2 separate regions of the Homo sapiens genome follow, and region 1 is linked to region 2. Evidence: chromatin contacts called from ENCODE Hi-C data. All regions are on one chromosome and are shown on one strand. The core of a region is the stretch at or near the end of the contact, and the rest is flanking DNA. Distances in the headings are between cores, read along the strand shown.

Evidence for each region. Hi-C counts contacts between places; a loop is a spot of excess contacts on that map. Pooled maps may share reads with other maps.
Region 1: a map of MCF 10A shows a loop between it and region 2 (18-fold over the local background). The contact joins the enhancer-like site here to the promoter of HOXA13 in region 2. A Hi-C loop is called at or near these places in 3 of 168 maps with a recorded cell type or tissue (IMR-90, MCF 10A and mammary epithelial cell) and 7 of 50 pooled maps.

The regions. Positions count from the first base shown.
Region 1 is chr7:28,924,324-28,929,450 of GRCh38, forward strand. No RefSeq gene overlaps it. Among named protein-coding and RNA genes, the nearest start is that of TRIL, 31 kb to the right of the region's middle. Within about 2 kb of position 2,733, at least 15 of the 41 ENCODE cell types and tissues checked have a DNase peak (open chromatin) inside an H3K27ac peak, as active enhancers do.
Region 2 is chr7:27,198,815-27,204,569 of GRCh38, forward strand. It overlaps HOXA13 (homeobox A13), which reads right to left and starts at 1,277. Exons shown (of 2, transcript NM_000522.5): 1 at 342-1,277. The coding sequence starts at 1,263. HOTTIP (HOXA distal transcript antisense RNA) reads left to right here and starts at 1,607. Exons shown (of 3, transcript NR_037843.3): 1 at 1,607-1,707; 2 at 1,809-3,824. RefSeq lists enhancers at 3,624-4,148, 5,643-5,755.

The DNA of each region.
Region 1 (5,127 bases), core at 1,483-3,982, 1.7 Mb after region 2:
GTTTACCCACCTGGTAAGTACTGAGCAGGACTTGAATCCAGACCTTGTCTTGCACACCCAAACTGCTCTCCTCGTCCATGAGCCGCCCTGCTTGCTTCCCGGACCCTGACGCTATGATGGCCAGGACCTACCTGTATGTTTATAAACCACTATCAGCTGCTGGCCACTCTAAATAGGTGGCACCTGAGACCAGACGCAAACTCCTGAGAAGCGAGTGAAGCTGAAGCCTGAGGCCCTTCTTCCTCACAGGCCTCTGTGAGTTCTGTGAGGAGTCATCGAGTTTTCCAGAAGAGAGGAAGCTGGGTTGCAATCAGAAAGCATTTCTAATCAGCCATTTTTGGTAAATTGCCTAAAGAGATCTTCATGAGAAAAAGGATCTAAACTTACAAGTCTCCAATAATTTTTTGTGATATCATTTTTCATTCTAAAGAAATGTTCACTTTCCTGCCTAATTTTGTATTTGTAATTGTATATTCTTTTTAAAAGAAATCATATGAGCTTTGGGCTTCACAAAATCAGGATCTCCCCTGCCTGTGCCTTTTTCCAGTGCTTAAACATTTTGCCTCTCATCCCCTAAAAAGCTAAACAATTTATTGTGATCTTGAAGCCATCATTGCTGGGCATAGTCCTGAAATATAGTTTTCCTGCAAAAGGAGAGGGAGGGGAGGAAGAAGGAAGGGAAGAAGGAAGGGAAGAAGGACAGAAATGCACAAGATTATATGTAGAGTTAGTAATTCATTTAATGTTAAGGAAGGAAAGTCACCACCATTACAAGCGCCTCTTTAAAAAAAAAAAAACACCCTTCCACATAGACTGAATCTCGTCTTCTCTTATGAAGGTTCTAAATTCCTAAAGATGGCTTCAGTGGACCATCCAATAATCAGATAAAAGGTCCACATTGCCGTGGACACGACATGGCTAAAGACAGGACCTAGACTTTGTTCCTGGGATTTTGTGGCATATTGTTAACACAAATCACCTGATTACGTTAGCCAGCAATGATCAGTCATGTATTCTTTCGCCTTCATCCTGCTTCTCCAGTTAGAGGGTTTTGAAAATCCCTTAAACAATTCAACCACTTGTTACGGAAGGTTTCCACAGCCTCTTGTCTCCTTTGTCACACAGAAATTCCCCCAAATCATCTTGGCTGCTTACATCTACAGAGCTATAAACGGGATGCGAGTCCTCAGCGGGGAACACCAGAGCCCTCTGAGGGTGGGGAGCTTGGCGTCATACCAACTTCCTGGACCCACACTATCTGGGTTCACTAGTTATACTGATCAGACTGGCAAGTCCTCCTATGGGAAACCTTGTTTTGCGCCCCTCCATAGACATCACCTTTGTTTTTAGGTAGTATTGATCACCCGAGGATTCGGGTTCAGGCCCACGTCATTCTAGGGTCTCAGGGTCAGAGCAAGTAAGGTGATAAAGTAAAAGGGGTTAAATAATCTTATAAACACATATTCACACTGGAGATTTCCATTTTTTCTATTTCTTTTTATGAAACGTTTATGCACGCTTTATGGTTCTAAAACACAGGCTGCTGTTTAAGCCATTCACAGAGATAGAAAAGAAAAGAGAAGGAGAAAGCTTTTTAAATGTGGGGGCAGGGGAAAGCGGTTAGTGGAACTTCATCTGCTGAGTGTTCATACAGAGCAGAAATAAAGAAGTGTGTGTCTATCCTATGAAGCCTATAAATCTTAAGGAAACCCAACTGTTGCCGACCCAAAAGCCTTCTGCAAATTTGCTCTTCACAGTATCTGACCCTCCAGGCTCATTGTTCTGTGTTTTCCTGGATTGATATGGCCTAAAATCAAAACTGCATTCATAGCTCGGAAGTAATTTAATAGCTCTAGTCTAGAATTAAACTTTTTGGTCATTCATTTTGATTAATTGCTAAAAGAAATTCTGGCGCTTATACCCCTAAATACAATTTTATTTTGTGGAAACAGAAAACTTATTCTACAAAGAAGTCAACCTCTATCATAAATTCACCATCCAGGCTTGAGTGGTTTGACGTCTGGGTGCTGTACCTTGGAGACATATAATTGAAGCCCACGTGTAGATGTAGAGGTACTTTTAAAAATTTCCTCCTTGAAGATGACGTTTAACTCCACAGAGTAGCTTTCTTTGTCTTAATTCTCTGGGCTTCCATTTTTAAAAGAAAAAGCTATCCTCAAAGGCTTTATAGGGTTATTAATTACACAATGTCACCTATCGACAGAAGAAAGCCACTGTGACAGTCTCTAGCTGTCTGAAATTTAAGTAGGCTTACCAAAGCTCTTAAGACGACAAACACATGCATTTGTAGGACGGTTCCTGTCCCACTGAGGTTAACTAAATGGTCTGGGGATGGGCAAGGAGAAAGAAGGGGAGCACTTGCAAAGTAGCTGGCTCCACTTTGGAGGAAAAAAATCCTGGGGTTGTTTTTGAGGTCCGGCTGAGAACCAAGAGCAACAACAAATCATCTATATTTTTTTCAGCGCATCATGTCTATTTTTCACGTAGCAACTCCCTTCCGGGCATTCGGAAAACGCTCCTCGTCGGATATTTCTACCCACAGGATGCTCTTTCTGTTTAACATGGAAGTAGCTTTGAATTCTCTCTGCAAAGAAGAGGTCCGGTATCCCGGCGGGAGAAGCAAAGTGCCACTGGGTGCTGGAACGTGGAGGAGAGGGCTCGCAGGAGGAAGGGTGGGGCTTGGGAAGGAAAAAGGCGCGGCTCGGAGGAGAAACCGGCTGCTCACAATCCGCGAAGCCAGAAGTTACCCGGCTCGTGGAACCACGTCCACTTCCCCCAGCCAGTTCCCTCCTGGGTTTCATTCTTAAAAAGCGATTTGTATTGGTGCCTCTCTTCCGTGTGCTACAAAGAGAAGTGACCGCTAGAGGGCAATATGCTGCAAAATAAGAATTTGATCGCACATGAGAAGAGCTGAAATAATAAGCATACAGATAGAATGAAATAGAGGTATTGTGAAGAAGTGTGGTGAGTAGGCTTTCCAATCCCTGTTCTCCATATCCATACACCCCCTCAAATATACACACTTAACTGAATGGCAAAGTATCTGCACTGCAGAAGCTAACCCATCATTTTTTTCTCTCTCTCTCTTAGTTTCTGAGAGTTGGGAGGAGTTTTAGGGAATATTGAACTCCTCGACATCAGAACAGGGTAGTTTCTGGAAGCTTTCACCGTTCATAAGCCCAGAGTATAAGATCAAAGTAGTGGTTCTCAACCGGGGGCCGGGAGGGGAGGAGGGGAGTTTGCCTCCCAAGGAACATTTGGCCTTGTCTGGAGAGATTTGTGTTTGTCACAGCTTGGGGGATGGGGTGAACATAGATACTACATAGATACTAGCACCTAGTGGGTAGAGGCCAGGGATGTCACTCAACATCTTACAATGCATAGGACAACCTCTAATAACAAAGAATCATCCCCTGCAGATGTTCATAGTGCCAAGGTTTGACCAGGGTCAAACATGAGTGCACAGCTTGTAGATGCATTTCCATCCAGTGAGGGTGTGGTTCAGTCCTCAGCACTTCAGCTCTTCTCAGTGTTGACAGGCATCTCCTATGCATTGTGCATCTTTCCCCTAAGTAGACCTGCTCCATGTGATTGAAATGTGTTGCCGCAGGTAAGCTGGTCTTTCAGATTCCTGCAGCACAGAGACCCATTTACTGCAAGGCATCTGCCCACTAGGACCCGGACTGGCAGAGCCTTCTGATGTGGATTCCCCAGCCCACCCTTAAGGGAGCCTCTGGGCACTTTAGTCAGGGACCTGGCTTCCTCCACTTACTAGTTGTGTGATCTTAAACAAGTCTTTCAGCCTCCTCTGTAAAATGGTGATGATAATGACACCTACCTCCTGGGGTCTTGTAAGGAGCAAATGAGCTCACAGGTAGAAAGCCTGGTAGGCCCATAAGGGCGTAGGCATTGTCTTCTCTTTCTCCCATAGTACATGATTCATTCTTTGTTTCCCTTCTAAAGGACTTAGCCCAAAGGCATGTGCCACATCTGTCCTTGTCTTATCACATTTAATTTTTTTTAAAAAATCTTATTTTAATGGGTCATTACTGCATACTTCATCTTTGTCTTATTATTATTCAATTATTCTGTCCAGAGACAGTACAGGGTGATGATCACAAATTCAAGACCCAGCCTGCCTGAAACTGAATCCTGTTTTGCCCCTCCCTAGACAGCTGATCTTGAGCGAGTTATTTAACCTCCTTGAACCTCAGTTGTCCCCCCTCTAAAATGGGTGTGATAACAGTACCCATCATTGTACAGATTAAATTAATTAATATTGGAAAAGTACTTGGAACAGTGCCTGGCACATAGTAGTACTAAATAAGATATAAATAAATGAAAACGATGGTGATGAGATTCATACTATTTCCCCCAACACCTAAAAATCCAACCTAAATGCACCAGAATAACAACTGATGGGATGGCTGAAGCTAAACTTACAATGCCAGGATTCCAAGGTCATTCATCTACAGGTAGGGGGCTTGAGGAAGAGAGCTTCTTTTGCATCTGAGAACATCCATAGTGCAGGAGCCACATCTGGCCCAGTCCTGTAATTTTACTAAGAAGGCAACTCGAGCACAGAGTCAATGGTGCACAGTAGGGAAGCAGGACCAGAACCTGCCAGTCAACACCACAGCTCACTCCTTTTGGCCTACATTGAGTTGCTTCAATCAATAACCACGGTACTGATCTGACACTGTTATTAACCTTCTCTGTGACTTGCAATCCGCTTCCCCATATCCTGCAATGGTGTGGTGTGGCTTATCATTTGCCCTCTGAGAATATTTGATGCCTCAAGGGACACTCAATTCAAAGTACCTAGAAAATACTAGCTGGGTTTTTAATTCTTCTACCAGTAGACTGGACTTCACCTTGAATAGAATACCACTAATACCACTGAAGGAAAAATTTAGAGGAAATAACATCAAAGAGTGAACACTACACAACTATGTTATTACAGAATTTTTCTCAAAAAATCTGCTGCCCTTCAAGGGTCACTCCTCAGATACTCACCCCATTAGCACCTTATAGTTACGTAGATGTGTTTCTTACACTGTGTTGTAACTACAAGTTTATTTTTCTTCTCATTCTATGAAATTTTTT
Region 2 (5,755 bases), core at 27-2,526:
TTTGAGAGAATGAATAGGGAGGGGCAATTTGGGGAGCTGTTTTCTGGTCAATTTCTCATCCTTAAATTGGTGTCAGGGGCTGGGGAGGGCGGGGCGCAGAGGGAGAGGGAAGCTAGCCGAGGTCTCCACAAGCCACCCCTCACCCAGGGAGAGCCAGGGACCAGCTCAACTCGAGGCAGTGCAGGCAGACCCAGCCAGCCATGCTCGGGCTCCCAGGGGTGCAGAGCCGCTAGGGCAGACCAGGAAGAGAACAGAAACGCACCCGGGATCGCCCGGGTGCGAGCGGAGAAGAAGCTGGAGCAGAGCCGGAAGACCAGGGCTGGGAATAGGTCGTCATTTACCGGGCAGAGTGGACTTCCAGAGGTGGGGAGGCTGCGCCTGCTCTTTGGGGCAGTACATTTGGCCGTTCCAGCCGTTGGGCAGCGCCCAGGGCTGGTAGCTTTCCATGGGAAGACCCAAGGGTTCGTGGCGCGACTCGCCGGGGCCCCCGAGGCCCGGCACCACTGGCATATCCAGGTAGCCAGGCATGGGCTGATGGTGGTGGTAAGGCCCGGCTGCGTAGCCCTGGTGGTAGAAGGCGAACTCCTTAGCGCGGGAGCTGAACTCCTCGGCAGCTGGGCCGGCGGTATCCATGTACTTGTCCGCGAAGGCGGCGGCGGCGGCGGCCGAGGCGGGCTGCGCGCACGACTTGATGGCGTTGGGGTGCGGGCCCATGCGGGCGCACGGGTAGTAGCCGCTGCCGAAGTAGCCATAGGGCAGCGCCGCGGGCCCCGACGAGCTCTGCGCCGCTGCCGAGCAGGGGCTGCATTGCTTGGCGGCCTCTGCGCCCGCCGGGCCCGCCGGGCCGGGACCTCCCGAGGACGACGCGGCGGCGGCGGCGGCGGCTGCAGCGGCAGCCGCGGCAGCAGCGGCGGCAGCCGACGGGGGCGCCTCCCCGGGGGCGCTGCTGTAGGCGGACGCGGCTCCTGGCGCCAAGGGCGCCGGGTGCGCCATCAGGTTGCGGCACTGGTTGGCCGCGGCCGCCGCCGCAGCCGCGGCCGCCGCCGCCACCGAGAAGTTGCCCCCTGCCGCCGCAGCCGCCGGGTGGGGGAAGCCCCCGCCCCCGGCCCCGGCAGCCGCCGCCGCTGCAGCCGCTGCTGCAGCCGCCGCCGCCCCTTCCATGTTCTTGTTGAGCTCGTCGGCCACCAGGCCGCCGCCGTTGTCGTAGAGAAACATGACGGTGGGCTCGATCCAGCGGGGGTGGAGGAGCACGGAGGCTGTCATAGCCCGAGCCGCATGGAGAAGACCCCAGTGGCGCTGTTTTAAAAAGCCCCCAAGAAGTGAAGAGCGCGCGGCGCGGGGCCGGGGCCCGAGCGAGGGGGGCGGATCGCGCCCCGCGGGGTCGCGCCAGGCGGCCGCCCATTGGCCCGGCCCCCCCGCTCCGCCCACGGCGTATGCAAAGCGGGCGGCTCCGACTCCAGCTCTGCACGGTGCACCCGTCGTCCCCGCCGCGGCCCGCGCCGTCCCCAGCGCCAGCCGCGCGGCCGCGCACCATTCACCCGGGGGAGAGGCGGAGGAACGTGCGGGTGGGGCAGGGAAGGAAGGCGGCCCCATCTCCGCCCCCCTTCCCTTCCTTTATCCCAGTGGGGCCCAGACCCGCGCAACCAGGCGGGGAGGGGAGGTGGGCGCGCGATTGGGTTGCGATCTGGAGCAGTGGGGACAGGTCAGGTAATTCTGCCGGCGGTCAGGGATGGGAGAGTGGGGAGGACGGGACCAGCCTAGCTCAGAATGGGTGTTTCTTGGAGCCTCTGGGACTGTTTTCTTTCCAGGAACCGGCGCGTATTTCTGCAGTGAGACCACAGGACGGACATCGGCGCCTTCGGCTTCGATGGAGTTGCGATTTTGCTCTTTCCAGGGAAACAGTGGCAGGGTGTTTGCTGCTTATCGGTTCCTGCGGATATGCCTGGGTCCCAGGACATTCCACTGGAGGCTTGGACTGCATTTAGGAGCCCCTATCCCTTCCCTGTCCACACTGTTAGTGAGCAATTTCATATGTTTGCATTTAGACCCATAGACTCAGAACGACTCATCACACACACACACAGTGTACACTGACACACTCACATTCGCACACTTAGGTATACAGCCTGATCCTTGCTCTGACCTGGTAACAACGCTTCCTCCTCCAGAGACTTTGAGATAGAGCGAGCGATCCCTGTGCACCATTCATCCATGCTCCCACCTCGCCAGTATGGCTGGCTTAGTTCTGGAAGGGGCTTAAGAGGAACAAGCCCCAGCTGTGCTTCTGGCTGGGACTTAAACCCCCCTTCTGGGCCCTAAAGCCACGCTTCTTTGTGGACCGGACCTGACTCTCCAGGAATCTGGGAACCCGCTATTTCACTCTATTTTGGGACAAGAAAAAGGGGCTCTTTGGGGCCACTTCCTGCCTTCCCCTCAAGTAGGATCTCCAGCCTGCAGAGGGTGCCTAGTCCTTCTTTGCCCAAGAACCAGTCCAAGAAGCCTTTCCTCTGTGCCTGGGAAATGCAACCTTTTCTTGGGAGCATGGTAGGGTGTTGGTGCTGAAGAACCAAGCAGCGACCCGTCTTGTAGCTGCCATGTTTTGTCGAGGGGTTCTGGGGGTCCTGCTGCTTTAGAGCCACATACTTCCACTTCCTGATTCACTACTGTGAGCTGGTCAGATGCCTAGAAGAGGAACAAGCGTTCAAAGTGAAAGTGGGCACATTACCGGAATAGTGCTGGGGAGAGTGCTGGATTCTTTTCCACCCCAGGCGGACTGGTGAGAAGCCAGGCTTGGACCTGTCCTCTGCTCCTAGCTTGCACACTCAGCCCTAAACTCAGAGCAGCACGCATACCACCCCTCACACACACCCCACCATCTGCTGTCTAAGGCCCCTGGGCTTCCTGCAGGATCCAGACCAATGTGGCTGGGCTTGGGCTTTTATCTGTCCTGATCCTGGATTTGTCCTGACCAATGTAAGTGTCGCCCAATAAAACCTTCTATGACCCCCACACCAGCCACCCCCCCACCAAGTGTGCCCTTTCCTTCTTGACTTTTTAGCAGTTCTGGGTAAATATTGATTTGCCCCCAGTTTACCTTCTCCCTGACTGGCCATTTGCAGACTCAGGAACTAGCCTCTGTAGGGACTTGATTTTTCTGTTACTTTCTGGCCGTTTCACCACCCCCCTTCCTCCCTCCAAGTGGCATTGTAAAACTCACAGTGACAAAGAGACAGAGTAGGGTTCTAGGCCCCTGTTCCTGGGGACTTGAAGGCGGTTTTACATACTGGTCAGACACGGCTGGAGGCCAAGGTCAAGTTGAAAGTTGCAGTCCAGCCAGCATGAGAACTGCCATGCGAGCGTAGAGACACAGGCAGCAGCAAAAGGCCCATTGCCCACATCCCCTCACTCTTAATTTTCTCTCTCTTTTTAAAATTCTCGCCTCTGACTCTGTTCGGCTGCCCAGAATTTTTTGGTGCCTTCGTGGGGTTTTTGGGGCGGTGTTTACCGACTCTTCTCTGCCTCCGCCCTGCTCAGCCAGGGCTTTGAGCCTCTTCGGTTTTCCGGCCAGACCCGGAAAAACGAAAACACAGCTTGGGGAGCCCCCACTAGCCGGCGCCTGTGCCAGCTCACCTCTGGCCATGGCGCAGCTGCCGGTGCACACGGCGGCCAAGGCCAGCTCCACATTCTTCCCTCCCCCTCCCACTTCACCGTAGCCCCGAACCCTGCGCGCAGAGAAAGGGTCTCAGCTCCACAGACGACTGGGTCCCTCCTCACCAAAAATGGTGAGACAAGATTTCATCTGTCGGCCGAGGAGCCACAAGCAGGTTTGTCTGAGAGGGATGGTGCTGGGGGAAGGCTTTGGATTGCATCTCAAATTAAGCTTTGCTCCTTAAATGTGGCGCTCTCGCCAAGAAAAAGCTTGGGGACTGAATTCTTGAGATTTATGGTGCACCTTATTGATCAAATTTATCTGGACTTTTTTTAGTTCCCCGATGTGTCCCTATCATTAAAAAAAAAAAAAAAAAAAAAAAACCCCTCTCAAGACATGCTTATTTAGAGGAAGGCACCCTGCTTGTTCTCTTCTTGTCTTGGATCTCAACATGTATCTTATTTTTCTACCAGACATGTCCATGGCGTCCTGGCATGCCCCACTGTTTTCAAATGTCTGCATGTCCTGTCAGTATTGAGTTGTAGCCACCAATCAGTGGAGGTCGTTTATAGAAGGAGAACGAGCTCTGAATAATTTGGGTCTGAGTTTCAGAATTTCTACTCACTTTTAAGCAAGAATAATCTTCCTTCCCTGTCTTCTGCTAAGGGAGATAAGATATTTATTAATGTTTCCCAATATGATTTCTTTCCCTGCCAGGCAGCCAACAAACTGACTTGCTGTGGCAAAAGAAAGTTTGGAGGACGATTGAGACGGGTGTGCTCTGGGAAGCAAGCACAGACCCTCCTAGCATTTTTCCTCTTTTCCCAACGGCAAGGTCAAGATTTGCTTGCCTGCCAAGGTAGTGGGTCCTGATCTTCTGAGCTGTCTGTCCCTCTGATTTTTTGTTCTCCAGGCTCAGGAATTCCTATAGGATTGCAGAGGCACCTTCAACCTGATAATTTTATATTCTCAGGCTCCTCCTGGGTTAGACTGGGGAAGCCAGGGCACCCACTAGGATCGGCCGGCAGCGGTGGCACCTTAGGCATGACAGCCAAGCAGAGGGCTGCATGAGTAGAGGTGGGAGAGGTGGGAGAGGCTGCAGTCACTTCCCAGGTACTGTCTGGTGCACTGATTTCCCCGGAGGAGCCCTGAGAGGGCAGTGCAGGCAGGACCGGAGGGTAGTTTCTGCAGCACGGCCTTTATTTCAGGAATCACCAGAGCCTTTCTCAGTGTTCCAAAATGCCTTGGCTGACAAGGCTTCTTACTTCCTGGGGTAGGCCAGGGTGCCCTGCAGGGACTGGTTGCCCAAAAACCTCTCACTGAAGAAAAAAACCGCAGCTAGGTTTTTCTGGGTGGGGAACTGGATGCCAGCCTGGTCCACGCGGCTCTGGGCTCCCAGCATTGGAGAAGAAAAGGAAAAAGGGAAACCAGGTTTTAATCGAGCTTGATTTTCATTAGCAAATGAAATTTACCTGCTCTCACTTTAACTCTGAGGAGGCTGTCAGCACTGCTCCCTGGCACTATTTCTTTGCATCCATCCAGCACTAGGATAAACATTCCTTGGTTGATTCTAAAGACACTTTGTATTTCAGGATATTCATGTGCTTTTAATGTATCCAAGCAGCTTTACAAGCCACTTTTGCAGAACATCTTAACCCTCTCTCTCCCACCCTAGGTGGGCTGGGGCACAGAGATAATGGCAAAGGAAGAAAGATCCAGAGGAAAAACTGGTTGAGGGGCTGAGGAGAGAGAAAGAGAAAAGACGAAATCGTCAAACAGTGTAGCACCTCTGAAGCCAAACTTGAGCAGATCATTTGGGAAAGGAGCAAGTGGGGGACTGCTCTGCTTATGGAGGGAATTTTGAGTGTCCCCATCAGGTAGAAGCTGTACCCTCTTTCTTAAGGGGAAAGGGTTGGTAGGTCCTGAGATCTGGGCTGAAGTTGGCCAGCGGACAGGGAAATGGTGCATCGAGTCACTCACTCAACCTTTTGTTCCAGATTTTTGTGCATTTGAAACAATAATAAGGCAGTAAAAGGCTTGAGGCTGTGGGATAGTTTTGGGCTATTGTCACTGTGGTGACCAAATGTTAACATGGTGAAAGTGGAA